3 separate regions of the Homo sapiens genome follow, and regions 1 and 3 are each linked to region 2. The links are chromatin contacts, found by Hi-C or POLR2A ChIA-PET in ENCODE. All regions are on one chromosome and are shown on one strand. Each heading gives the region's core, a stretch centred on a gene start or an enhancer-like site at or near the end of the contact. The rest is flanking DNA. Distances are from core to core; before and after follow the strand shown.

Evidence for each region. Hi-C counts contacts between places; a loop is a spot of excess contacts on that map. ChIA-PET counts read pairs that join two places held with the same protein, here RNA polymerase II (POLR2A). Pooled maps may share reads with other maps.
Region 1: a loop to region 2 is called in a map of dorsolateral prefrontal cortex, with 6 times the contacts of the local background. The contact joins two enhancer-like sites. A Hi-C loop is called at or near these places in 1 of 168 maps with a recorded cell type or tissue (dorsolateral prefrontal cortex), 2 of 37 single-sample maps with no recorded cell type and 4 of 50 pooled maps. POLR2A ChIA-PET finds 5 or more read pairs at or near these places in 4 of 52 experiments (B cell, MCF 10A, Panc1 and 1 more).
Region 3: a loop to region 2 is called in a map of dorsolateral prefrontal cortex, with 2.0 times the contacts of the local background. The contact joins two enhancer-like sites. A Hi-C loop is called at or near these places in 3 of 168 maps with a recorded cell type or tissue (Right ventricle myocardium inferior, dorsolateral prefrontal cortex and heart left ventricle), 1 of 37 single-sample maps with no recorded cell type and 9 of 50 pooled maps. POLR2A ChIA-PET finds 5 or more read pairs at or near these places in 8 of 52 experiments (B cell, H1, MCF 10A and 5 more).

Annotation. Positions count from the first base shown.
Region 1 is chr20:34,637,102-34,641,546 of GRCh38, forward strand. PIGU (phosphatidylinositol glycan anchor biosynthesis class U) reads right to left here. Exons shown (of 12, transcript NM_080476.5): 5 at 775-884. Among named protein-coding and RNA genes, the nearest start is that of PIGU, 38 kb to the right of the region's middle. Within about 2 kb of position 3,035, at least 3 of the 41 ENCODE cell types and tissues checked have a DNase peak (open chromatin) inside an H3K27ac peak, as active enhancers do.
Region 2 is chr20:34,579,488-34,583,293 of GRCh38, forward strand. It overlaps PIGU (phosphatidylinositol glycan anchor biosynthesis class U), which reads right to left. Exons shown (of 12, transcript NM_080476.5): 10 at 2,061-2,185. Among named protein-coding and RNA genes, the nearest start is that of MAP1LC3A, 23 kb to the left of the region's middle. RefSeq lists an enhancer at 3,708-3,806. Within about 2 kb of position 2,209, at least 17 of the 41 ENCODE cell types and tissues checked have a DNase peak (open chromatin) inside an H3K27ac peak, as active enhancers do; they include PC-3, where a contact is called at or near this core.
Region 3 is chr20:34,619,820-34,623,695 of GRCh38, forward strand. All of the region lies in intron 6 of PIGU (phosphatidylinositol glycan anchor biosynthesis class U), which reads right to left. Among named protein-coding and RNA genes, the nearest start is that of PIGU, 55 kb to the right of the region's middle. Within about 2 kb of position 2,057, at least 4 of the 41 ENCODE cell types and tissues checked have a DNase peak (open chromatin) inside an H3K27ac peak, as active enhancers do; they include PC-3, where a contact is called at or near this core.

The DNA of each region.
Region 1 (4,445 bases), core at 1,785-4,284, 58 kb after region 2:
GCTGCATAGACATCTAATAGGGAATAGGAAATCCACACACAAGGCAGAAGGTTGAGTAAACTAGTCTCACAAGGCCCCTTCTAATTCTGAAGTTCTAAGGGCGTGTTTTTCCACGAGGAAACTTGTTTGTCTTGTTTACTGTATATCCCTAGAAACTGGTATATTATTAATATTCAATGACTATTAGTGGATTGAATAATTATTCACATTTGCCTATCTCAGGAAGATAAATGGGAATAACCCAAAAGAGTACAACTTAATGGTAGCACTGGGTACACCCTAGAGAATTCTTTCATAGAGCCTCAGTAAGTTCCAGTCTTCCACATGGGTCACCCAGCTGGAATGCATCTGTTTGGCACTTCAGTTTTATAAGCTACAAATGGAGGACTATACTGTACACGAAACATAAGAGCTGCTTGAAATGGCAGCCACATAAAAACCAAACTTTTATTCAATCCATACATCACAATTGAAGAACTTTAGAAACACTGGTTATAAGTAGGCTGGAACCCAGATCAGCATGGAGTCAAAAAGCATTTGTGAAGGGTTTGATTGTACACAGCCCTGTGTGAGTCTTTGTCCCAAGAGAGACAGAATGGCTCTGTCTCTTTTGCTGGCCAGAACAACAGAGCCCAGTTGTGCAACAGAACTACAGCAAATACTTGATGACTAAGATTGCAAATCTCCAAAAATACAACAAACAACATGGGAAAGTCTCATCAGATTTTCCTCGCATTTGTTGGCACTAAGCCTGTTTTGTCAGGGAATACTTACAACAGGGCCACTTTCAAAGGGATGTAACGCATTTCCATAGGGGTCCGGATGAGTTCGGCCACATCTGGGGCATACTGGTCCAGTTCTAGGAGGAGTTTCTGCTTTTTAAACTAGAAAAAAAAAAAAAAGGAAAAGATAAAACACATGAAACAATTCACTTCCCATTGTTTTTATGCTGAAGACAAAAGTCCTTTCCATGGCCCACATGGCCCTGCCTGGTCTGGCCCTACCTCTCCAGGCTCATCTCACACTCGGCCCTCCCCATCCCCTTTCTGGGTTCCAGCACCATGAACATGCTGTGTCCCTCCTTTTCCCACACCTTTGCATTTGACCTGGAATAATTTCTTCTTCTCTTTCCCTAGTTAACTCCCACATGGTCCTTATATCTCAGTTAAATCATCATTTCCTTAGGAAGGCACACTTTCCCTCACCACCCCACACCCAGGTAAAATCCCCCTGTTATATATGTTCTTTCACATATGTTCACAGTTAGTAACTTTTTCACTTATTTATATGATTGACTAATGTCTGTCTCCCTCATTAGACTAAGAGTTCCATGAGGGCAGGGACCATGTTTATTTGCTTACCATGTATGCCTAACACCTGGCACAGTGGACAAACAATAAATATCTGTTGAATGGCTAAATGAATGACTTGCTGGCAAAGCAAAGTTCATAGCCATTTGAAGAGTTATCATCAGTGGCCTAAAGACTCCAAAGTTCCATCCATGAAGAAGTATTGTCAAGCAAGGTAGAATGATCCCAAATGTCACAGGATCTTGGGTTATGTTTTACTTCCACAGAGGAGGCGTAGAATGGCCATGATGATCAAGAGGAGGAAAGCTGGGTGTGGGTGGGCAGCTGGATAGTTAATAGGGAGTGGGATGGGGGTGGAAAGCTCTTGCCTTCCGCTGGTGTGTCCTAACAAGTTCATGGGTGTGTTCCAGAGTGAAAGAAAGGTAGGCAATCTTATAAGCAAACATGGGTCAGAATATAGATGAGAAAGCCTCTCAAACCAAAATCGGTGGCCCTGTTGATTTAATGATCAAAGAATCTCATTTAGACAATATAAAATCAATGCTGCTATCTATTAGAAAACAGTATTTCAGAGGAGCCAAGATAGCTGTGCTTAACTGTGAAGGATTAAAAATTTAATGATGTAAAAAGCAGATCACACTAGAAAATATACTGCATTGTGACATTTATATGAAGTTAAAAGCATGTAAAATAATACTATGTGTTGGGGGCCAGGCATGGTGGCTCATGCCTGTAATCCCAGCACTTTGGGAGGCCGAGGCAGGCAGATCACAAGGTCAGGAGATCGAGACCATCCTGGCTAACATGGTGAAACCCCGTCTCTACTAAAAATACAAAAAACTAGCTGGGCATGGTGGCGGGCACCTGTAGTCCCAGCTACTCGGGAGGCTGAGGCAGGAGAATGGCGTGAACCCGGGAGGCGGAGCTTGCAGTGAGCCGAGATTATACCACCGCACTCCAGCCTGGGCGACAGAGCAAGACTCCGTCTCAAAAAAAATAAAAAATAATACTATGTGTTATTTAGTAACATATATAATAAAAGTCAAGGCCATGTGTGTGGATGATAACCACTAGATTCAGAACAGTGGTACTGGGTAGGAGGAGAAATAGGGAGATGAAAGTATGAGAGAGAGAGAGAGAGCTGTAGGAGTAAATTTTTTTCAGCCCGAAAATAGGTTCAAAAGTATGTACTATGCTTTATCTATTTTTGCATGTCTTAGGTCTTTCAAAATTAAAAAAAAATTAACCAAAAAATATTTTTAGAAGACCATCTTTCAGTTTAAACTTGCACAGGTTTAGGTAGAGGCTTAATCTGAAAACCTGCAACAAACTTCAAAAACCTCCCTTTGATCATCTCTGTTCTTCTCACAGTTGGCAGAGTCCAAGTTAAGCGGTGGGAATTATCAGTAAGATTTATGGTGCCATTCACAGCTGGGGTTGTTTAATTAAAAGGACAAAATATAAACCAAGGTGCTTTTATCACAGAGAAGGGGGCTGGCTCAGCAATCAAGTGCTTAGTGAGGACAGCTGCAGCAGTGGTAGCAGGAAGGAGGCCTCACTAGCTAAGAGGTCTAGAGTTCTGCAGCAAAAACAAGGCCACCTGGAGTGGGTGAGATCCACAAAGAAGGCTGTGAGAAAGGAATAGAGTTCATCCAGGGGCAGCCAGACAGACAGGTGGGAATGCAGACCTCATTCCCCAGGCTGGAAGCCAGCCAGCAGGGCTGCACTGAGAGAAAGTGGCAACTACCCGGGATGTGTACATCCTGGGCAAAGGTGACACTGTGCCAGCAATGGAAGTACTTCCTTATAACCACAATCTTCTCAAATACTTTAAAACAGAAAGATCTTCTGAAAGGAGTCTCCAGGTGGGAAGGCACACAGATCAGCAATCCCCACATTCTCAGCTTTCTAGTCTCCCTCAATTTCAGCAGCACAGGCACTATTATGGCTCTCCTCATAGGCCCAATATCAGCTCTCCTAAGTGTAGACAAAATCCCTTTTAAAAATCCCTATTGCATCCAGCTAGAGACAGGAAAGTGGCTAAAATCAATGGAAATTTTTAAAATTATACACACATGTGCGCACGCGCACACACACACACACACACACACACACACACACACACCCCTTAAGAAAATATAAGTATAAAATGAAGTTAGGGTATATATTAAAATCTGATGATCAATATTTCTAGATACATTCATTAGTCTTGACAATGATAAGATTTAAAACAATGACAGGAGAGATTAAAAGTGATGTGAAGGGTAGTGACCTGGATATCTTACCTTTGTGATCACTAATCAGCTTGTAGACAGATGGTATGCTTTTCCATATGTAAGTTATATTAAAAAATCAAAATGTTTTAATTTTTAAAAATCTCCAGGGTAGAGTCTTCCTTTCCTTCCACCCACTCCTCTATACAGCCCTTTCCTTGTCCCTTGAAAGATAGGTTTTGCCAGGACATAATTCCCCTACTTCAAATAAAGGGCTTTATTTTCTTGGAGACAGAGTCTTGCTCTGTCACCAGGATGGAGTGCAGTGTTGCGATCTCAGCTCAATGCAACCTCCGCCTCCCGGGTTCAAGTGATTCTCTTGCCTCAGCCTCCCAAGTAGCTGGGATTACAGGCGCCCACCACCGCGCCCGGCTAATTTTTATATTTTTAGTAGAGACGGGCTTTCACCACGTTGAAACTCCTGACCAGGCTGGAGTTTCACCAGGCTGGTCTTGAACTCCTGACCTCGTGATCTGCCTGCCTCAGCCTCCCAAAGTGTTGGGATTACAGGCGTGAGCCACAGCGCCCGGCTATAAAGGGCTTTTTCTAATCATTGAAGCTGCATCTACGTTCATTTGCATCCCCAAAAACTATGGTGGGGTCGGGGAGAGGAAACACTCCACCCCTGTCCCTACTCCTCTCCAACTGTTAGCCTCAGCACATTCCAAATTCAGGAGCCTAGCCTCCAAATTTACAACCCTCTAATCATATTAAGGGGACACAGGTTTTTATCATCCATTATCAAACCACCTGCAGCTCTCTTAACATAAATTCTGAGTTCCAAACAAGAAGCACCATCTCAGCAAAGGACAGACTAGACTAACATTGTTTTTGTCAAGTGAGATAGATGTAAAATGTCATG
Region 2 (3,806 bases), core at 959-3,458:
CAACGTAGGCTTAAACACGTCTCAACACATACATCCCACTCATAGGTCCTAAGGACCAGGGCTGATGCTGCTCCCAGCTAATAATGATTCACAGTTGTCAAGCCCCAAGCAGGTTCTCCAAGCACGTGTACTCCCTGCTGCAGGAGCAGTGAAGCAAAGGTGGACAGCTACTGTTCTCTGCAGGATCTTCAGACAACCTGAACCTGCAGACTATGTGCCCTGCCAGCCAGCAAAAGCAACTATTAGATCATTCAGGTTTCTGGAAACCCCATCCTTCTTCTTTGTGCCTCCTCACCCCAGAGGGCATAAAATAGTTTATTCGTCTTGAAAAATATGTTTATTCTGATGACTCTGGCTACCAAGCCCGAAGCTCTGATCACGGAACTATGTGAGAGACTCCCCTGCATAATTATTACTCACGATACTAACTGCAGTGCTATTTACAGATATTCTTTCTCAAACTTAACACACTCATGAGTTATTTTCTTTATTTGATTAATGGAAAAATCAGATGCTCAGAAAGGTTAAATGATGTGCCTAAGAACACATGGGGCTCGTAATGGCAATGCCAGGAATCGGAGTCAAGTGACTCTCCAGACTGCTCAGCAAATGGGATGAAAGACAGTCACTGAGAGAGAAAGAGTGCCCAGTGTGGGATGGGCAACCACAAAAATCCATTCTACATTCTTGAAATCCACTATCACAAACTGAGGCATGTCCATGTTTTGGTGGTCTCATGGTTTGTCACTGGCCACTCTGCCGAGGGGCCCCAAGCTGACTCTCAACCTGCTGGACTGGGTGACTCTTGTCTGTGCAGAGAGGATGTCACCACAGAAGACACTGCTTCCTCCTCCCAGTCAGGCCAGATGGGTCACAGCCCCACTAGGCCATCACCTGCAGGCGTAGCCCTGGCTCAGCTGCCCACACCACTGTTTACCTTCACTCAGAGGCACACTCCTATAGGTAGGCTGCTTCCCACAGCTAGTCAGTTTCACTTCCTGGTTGACACCCAAAACAACAACAAAGATTCACTTCCTCTGAAGCCTGCACTCCCTAGTTCATTCTTGACACCTTGCTGGACACCCACAGCAGGCAAGGAAAGTTCAACAGCTCCCTTCCATGCCTCGTTTAGAGAATCAGGTGGTGCTGGGCCACTGACACTGCCTCTTTATTGGGGAGGTTTAAAAACCCGCTCCACAAATGTTTGCAAGGTCTTCTATGTGTCAGCTTCAGTCCTGAGTGCTGGGGACACAAAGGTGAATGAGTTGTGATATCTACCCTGACGGAGCCCCCAAACAATGAAAAGAACCCACCATAGAGGGCTAAGAGCACTGGGGGCCTAGGCAGCACAGATAGGTCACCACTAAGCCACCTCTGAAGAGGGGATGGTTAGAGCTTAGAGGGGTTGTCACAGTGGGCAGGGAAGTCTAACTTTGCCCCTCTGCCTTCTAGTAACCTTTGGGTGCAGCGCTGGGGAATGGTTCAAAGCCCAGGGCATAGAGTTCTGCTGTCTAGTATGGTAGCCTAGCTACATGTGGCTTCTGAAATTTAAATTAAAAATTCAGGTTCTCAGGCACACAAGTGGCTAGTTACCCTATTGAACTGTGCAGACAGAGGACTTTTTCATCATCATAAAGCCCTGCTGGACAGCACTGGGTAGGGGTTCACAGATCTGGATTCCAATCCCGGCTCTTCTAATTAGAAGTCACGTGACTTTGAATGAGTGGCTCTACCTTTCTGTACCTCAGTTTTCTCATCTGCAAAACGTGGATACTTACCTCAAAGGCTGGTGTGAAGATCAAATGAGCTAATTAATGCATGTAACACTGTGAGAGCCACAGTGGCCAGGTACACAGTAAGTGCTCAATAAATGGCAATTATTTTTATCATCACAAGTCCGCGGCACCTGGAAGCAGATATTGTGCTTCATGCCTCTGCTCCCCTCCTAGTGCTGCCAGCATAACAGGTGCCTGGTAAATGCCTATGAATTCCTTTTCCCTGCAGCAGTCTCATCCAGGCCCAGGCTGACACAAATCTGTGGCAGAGGCGGGAGTACTCACATCTGTAGAGATGGTTCCACACGGGGAAGAAGGCCATGTAGAGCGCCACGTCCCCCACTGTCGGGTAGGACTTAAAGATGGCGATGACAGCGATCTGGATAAACATGAAGAAGATGGGGTGCTCCCTGGGGCAGGGCAGGGGAAAGAGAGAGAGAGATGAGTCAGGGACCAGGCCTACCCTAGAGACTCCTGACTCCATCCTTTGAACCAAAAATAATCCTCAGGGGACTTCAGGAAGGGGCTGGCTCTGCTATCCACAAGGCATGGGCCAGGCCCCAGTAGCAGAGCAGAAAACTGCAGGGACCCAGAAATACCCAGAGGTGGTGAGGAGGGCCTGGCAAACACTAGGGAAACAGCCCACAGAGACATTTCCCATCAACAGTCCCCCTCTGCCTCTGCCAGCTCTGGGCCTTCCCCTAGGAGCCACAGAGGAAGAAAACAAATGAAGTCAGCATTCTTTATGACTGGGCTTAAATGACTGCTTGGCAGGATAATTAGGCAGCCTCCCTTGCCAGAGGCCCCTCTGACAATTGGACGCAAGGCAGGAAGTGCCTCCTTGCTGATGCCTTTTTTCTCTAACAACATGGTCAGCAGGGTCTACAGACCCATAGTGCGATGAACTTCTTTCCAGGAAGAGAACTGTGAACTGCACAGAGCTTTTCAGTTCTTAAGGGCTGGGACTATTCTTGTTAACTTAAACTAATAGCAGTTTCAATTATTATTTTAACCTAATAATAAGTGATAGCAATGGGTATCCTCTCCTGAACTCCCTCTGTGTAAAGTCCTTTTCCTGCATCCTCTCACGTGATCCTCACCACATCTCAACCACCCCTCAAGGCAGGCAATCCTGGGCCAGGCGCAGTGGCTCACATCTGTAATCCTAGCACTTCGGGAGGCTGAGGCAGGAGGATGGCTTGAGCCCAGGAGTTTGAGACCAGCCTAGGCAACATAGTGAAATCTCATCTCTACAAAAAATTTAAAAATTAGCCGGGTGTGGTGGCATATGGCTGTAATCTCAGCTATTCAGGAGGCTGAGGTGGGAGGGTTGCTGGTGCCAGGAGGTTGAGGCTGCAGTGAGCCATGATCAACCACTGCACTCCAGCCTGGATGACACAGTGTGAGACCTTGTCTCAAAAAGAAAAAAAAAAAGTAGGCAATCCTCTCACCTGTACTTCACAGATGAGGAAACAGATTCAGAGAAGTGCACTGACTGAGTAGGTTAGTAAGCGATGGAGTTGTCTCCAGAGCTCTTAATCACGCCCAATACCATTCTCCTGAGTGCTGATCACACTTCCAAGCTCTGGTCAGGAGAGAGTTGGGGGACAGAGCTCAATCTCGGTGCCCCTCCGAGAGCTGACCAAGTGCTAAAGGGAAGCCAACAGGGAGAGGCTGGATCTATACCCTCCTCAGCTACATTTCAACCACATGCACATGGCCTACTTCTGCACAGTACCTAGATGCCTAGCCCATGAAGGTTTTCTTCAGAGATTAATGACCTTTTTGTCTTGCAGGTCAAAGGTCAGGGTGACTCAATGGGTATGAATCTGAGATGTGCAGACAAACATGTCCACACCCAGAATGCTCCAGTGCTGCTGTGCAGCAAGTGCCTCAGAAACGCAGCTTGGCAAAGGCGTGCAGCCCTGTAGCCTCTAAGAAGCGTCCAGCTATAGCTCAGTGTGAACATCTTCCTAAACACAATCCACATCACTGGCTTCAGGCTTTTCAGGTAGCTGGTAACAACGGCAA
Region 3 (3,876 bases), core at 807-3,306, 40 kb after region 2:
AAGTAGTCTTTGGGAAGGAAAAATCTGTTCCTCCTGCTATTCTTTGTCAGTAACTGGCATCAACATCTAGCCAGATACCCTGGCAACCCTTCACCCTTCAGCTCCCATGTTCTTCCTTCCACCAGTCACCAAGCCCTGTGGATCCACCCCTGGAGCATTTATCCTTTCAGTTCTTGCTCTTGTCATCTCTCTCCAGCAGCTTTTCCCCCTCCTCCTTAGCGGTCTCCCAACCACCTCCCATCCAAGTCCATCTACAGAAGCACCAAAGGAACCTTCTAAAACAGTTTAGATTGTGGCTAGCCAGTCTTTAAAGACTTCTGATGGTTCCATTTCATCTATCAGGTTAAGTCTAAACTCCAACAGCAAACAAGACCCTTCACCACTGGGTCTCATTTCTCCAGTTTCACCTCTCACCACTCTTCCACACACGCCCTGTCCTCCAGCTACACTGGACTATTCCCAATTTCTGAAAACATCATGCTGTTTCATTCTTCTGTGTCTGTTCTTAGGCTATTCCTTCTGCCCAAGCCATCCTTCTCTGCCCGCTTTCTAGTAGAAAGCATTCGTTTGATAGCCAGGTGAAAGGTCACTTTGTCTATGAGCCCAAGCAAAGGTGGTAACAACCGTTGATTATAGTTGACATTTATGGATCACTTGCTAGGTGCCAGGCACTGTACTGTATCCTCTGCATCAAGAACAGTTCCTGACTTGGACAGGCGCGGTGGCTCATGCCTGTAATCCCAGCACTTTGGGAGGCTGAGGCGGGCGGATCACGAGGTCGGGAGATCGAGACCATCCTGACTAACACGGTGAAACCCTGTTTCTACTAAAAATACAAAAAATTAGCCGGGCATGGTGGTGGGAGCCTATAGTCCCAGCTACTCGGGAGGCTGAGGCAGGAGAATGGCGTGAACCCGGGAGGCAGAGCTTGCAGTGAGCCGAGATCGCGCCACTGCACGCGACACAGCAAGACTCCACCTAAAAAAAAACAAAAAAAAAACAAAAAAAAAAAAACAAAAAAAACAGTTCCTGACTCAAAAAGGTCCTCAGGAAACATCACAACAGCCCTGTGAAAGCTCTATTTCTGCTTCTTAGAACAGCTTTACTGAGATAAAAACCACACATTCTACCCATTTTACAGGTCAAGAAATCAAGACAGAAACAGAAAGCTTCAGTAATGTGACCAAAACCACATAGCTGACTCCGGTACCCACTCTTAATCCCTGTGTTAATAAGCCTAATACTGATGCTATCTTATAATAATCTGCATATGTTTCTCTCTCTCCCCATTTCTCTGTGAGTTTCTCAAGGGCAACACATTTATCTTAACTTTGGCTCTCCAGCACCTAGTACAGTTCCTGGCACATGTGATAAATGAACAAATGAAGAAATGAATGAATGAATATCATTCAGCAATACATATGAAATCCTTTTTAAAAATATGAGAATATTAAAGGAAACCAATGTTCTTGAGGAAGAAAAACTTATGAAGTGTAATACACAGAGTCATGAACACAGGCAAAGCACAAAATAAATCTAACTCAAATAAAGCAGAGCCTGAAGAATAGTGGTTGAGGGTTTGTTGTGGCAGAGGGCTGGCACAGAGAATGCTCTCTGTGGAGTAAACTATTGCATGGCTGAGGCCTGCAGTCTGGGGGCAGAAACACAGTGCTGCAACAGTCAGTAGGTTGGTGTGTGGGAAGTCTGAGTGTGGGATGCTGGGACAGGTGTGGACAGGGCGGACGCACAGCCGGAGCAAAAGTGAGGGTGAGTATGGAGGCAGGCAGGAGACTCAGAAAGGGCTATGTGTTTTGAAAAAAGCTTGAAGGGGTAAAAAGGAGTTAGGAAGGCAGAGGAGGAATGATATGTGCTTGGGGCAGAGTCAGAGAAGATCAAGGAAAGTGAGAAGTGACTTCAAATATTTTAAACAAACTGTGCAATAAGCAAACATTTCTGGAGTTTGCTCTATACGAAGAGTGTGATGGGTGCCAGGAAACCTGGTGACTCAGATAGTCTCTGTCCTCAGGGAGCTCCCAGTAAACAATTACAAAATACAGGAGGAAAGTACAAAGGAAGCAGACCTAGCCCATCAGGGGAAGCTGACACCTGAGTTTTGAACAATGAGTAGGTGAGGCTGGGCAGTCCAAGGCTGTGCACAGGTTGGAGGGCAAGAGAGAATGGTGTGCTGGGGTGGGGCTGTGTGTACTGTAATTAGCTCAATATAGCCAAAACAGGGCAAGAGCTGGGAGGAGTGACAGGAAAGAGAACACAAAAGGGGCTCCCGTGGATGCTGGTACCACTCTTCCTTAATCTGGGTGCTGGTTACTCAACGTTTCGTGAAAATTCACGTATCTGTACACTAATGAGTTATACATTTTTCCGTATATATGTCATACTTCAATAAAAAGTTACAATCCGGCTGGGCGTGGTGGCTCACCCCTGTAATCTCAGCACTTTGGGAGGCCGAGGAGGGTGGATCACAAGGTCAGGAGTTCGAGACCAGCCTGGCCAATATGGTGAAGCCCCATCTCTACTAAAAATACAAAAATTAGCCGGATGTGGTGGCGGGCGCATGTAGTCCCAGCTATTCGGGAGGCTGAGGCAGGAGAATCTCTTGAACCTGAGAGGTGGAGGTTGCAGTGAGCCGAGATCACGCCACTGCACTCCAGCCTGGGAGACACAGCAAGAGTCCGTCTCAAAAAAAACAAAAACAAAAAAAAAGTTACAATCCAAAAAGTCTCAGCAAGCAGGTAGGAGTCAGATCACGGAGGGCTAAGCTTGCACAGTCATCCAAAAACATCTACCTACAGGCCCAGACAGGATACCTGAAATCATGTCTGAAATGGCAGCCTCATGTGGGCAAGAGCTAGGGCATCACGCTGGCCTAACCAGAAGGAACTGTGCCAAGAGGACTAAGAGTTTTACCCCAAAATGATATAACCTACCATTTGCTAGGGCAGCCCAGATGCACAGGCACTAGGCTTTCTATATAAGCCTTGATATTTAGCCTTATCCTAGGGATATTAGAGTAAATCAGTCAAATGTGTATGTACATTGGCTGTAGTATCAGGAAATTTCATTATCTACTCAATCTAGCTTTGAATATGTTATGTTTTCTAACTCTCTATTTGTGTCAGGGTGGGGGCCAAAAGCCTCAGCAAGACCGGGGGTAATACTTTGCCTCCAGGGACTGCACCTCACAGCGATCTGGGCCTGGGTGGGTGGCACAGCTACAGGAGTGAGCAGGAATGTAATGAGGTGGGGCCATGGGGACTGGTTCAGGACAGGGACTTCAAGTGGAGTAATCAGAGAATAAAGAGATTGGGTCACAGGTGATGATCTATACCAAGACAGGCAGAAACGCACTGGAATGTAGTCAAAAGGGCTCAGGTCCCACAGGACTATCAGAAAAGGAAGTTGCACCAGGGTGTGGGGCAACAAGTGAGACTGCCCAGGAGGAGGAGGAGATCCTGGGGGCAGGGCCAATGTATTACATTCCTTGCCAAGTGTGTTCTTTTAACGGGGCAGCCTCTCTCAGAGCAATCCGTACATATCAGTGATAACGATGATAATTTATTGAGCACTTACTCTGTTCCAGCCATGACTGTAAGCACTTTACTTGCCTTAAGCCATTTAGTCTTCTCAATAATTCCATGAAGTGGGTACAATTACTGTCCCCATTTTACAGATAATGAAACTGAAAGACAGAGAAGTTATTTGTCTGGGGTCACGAAACTAGTGAATGAGAGCAATAGGATTTAAACCAAATGGTTTTACTTCAGACCCCATGTTCTGACTGCATCACTGGGCCACCCTCTTGATCTCAATCAAGCACCATAAAAATAACAATAGGCAGAGCAACTAGTTATTGAGTGG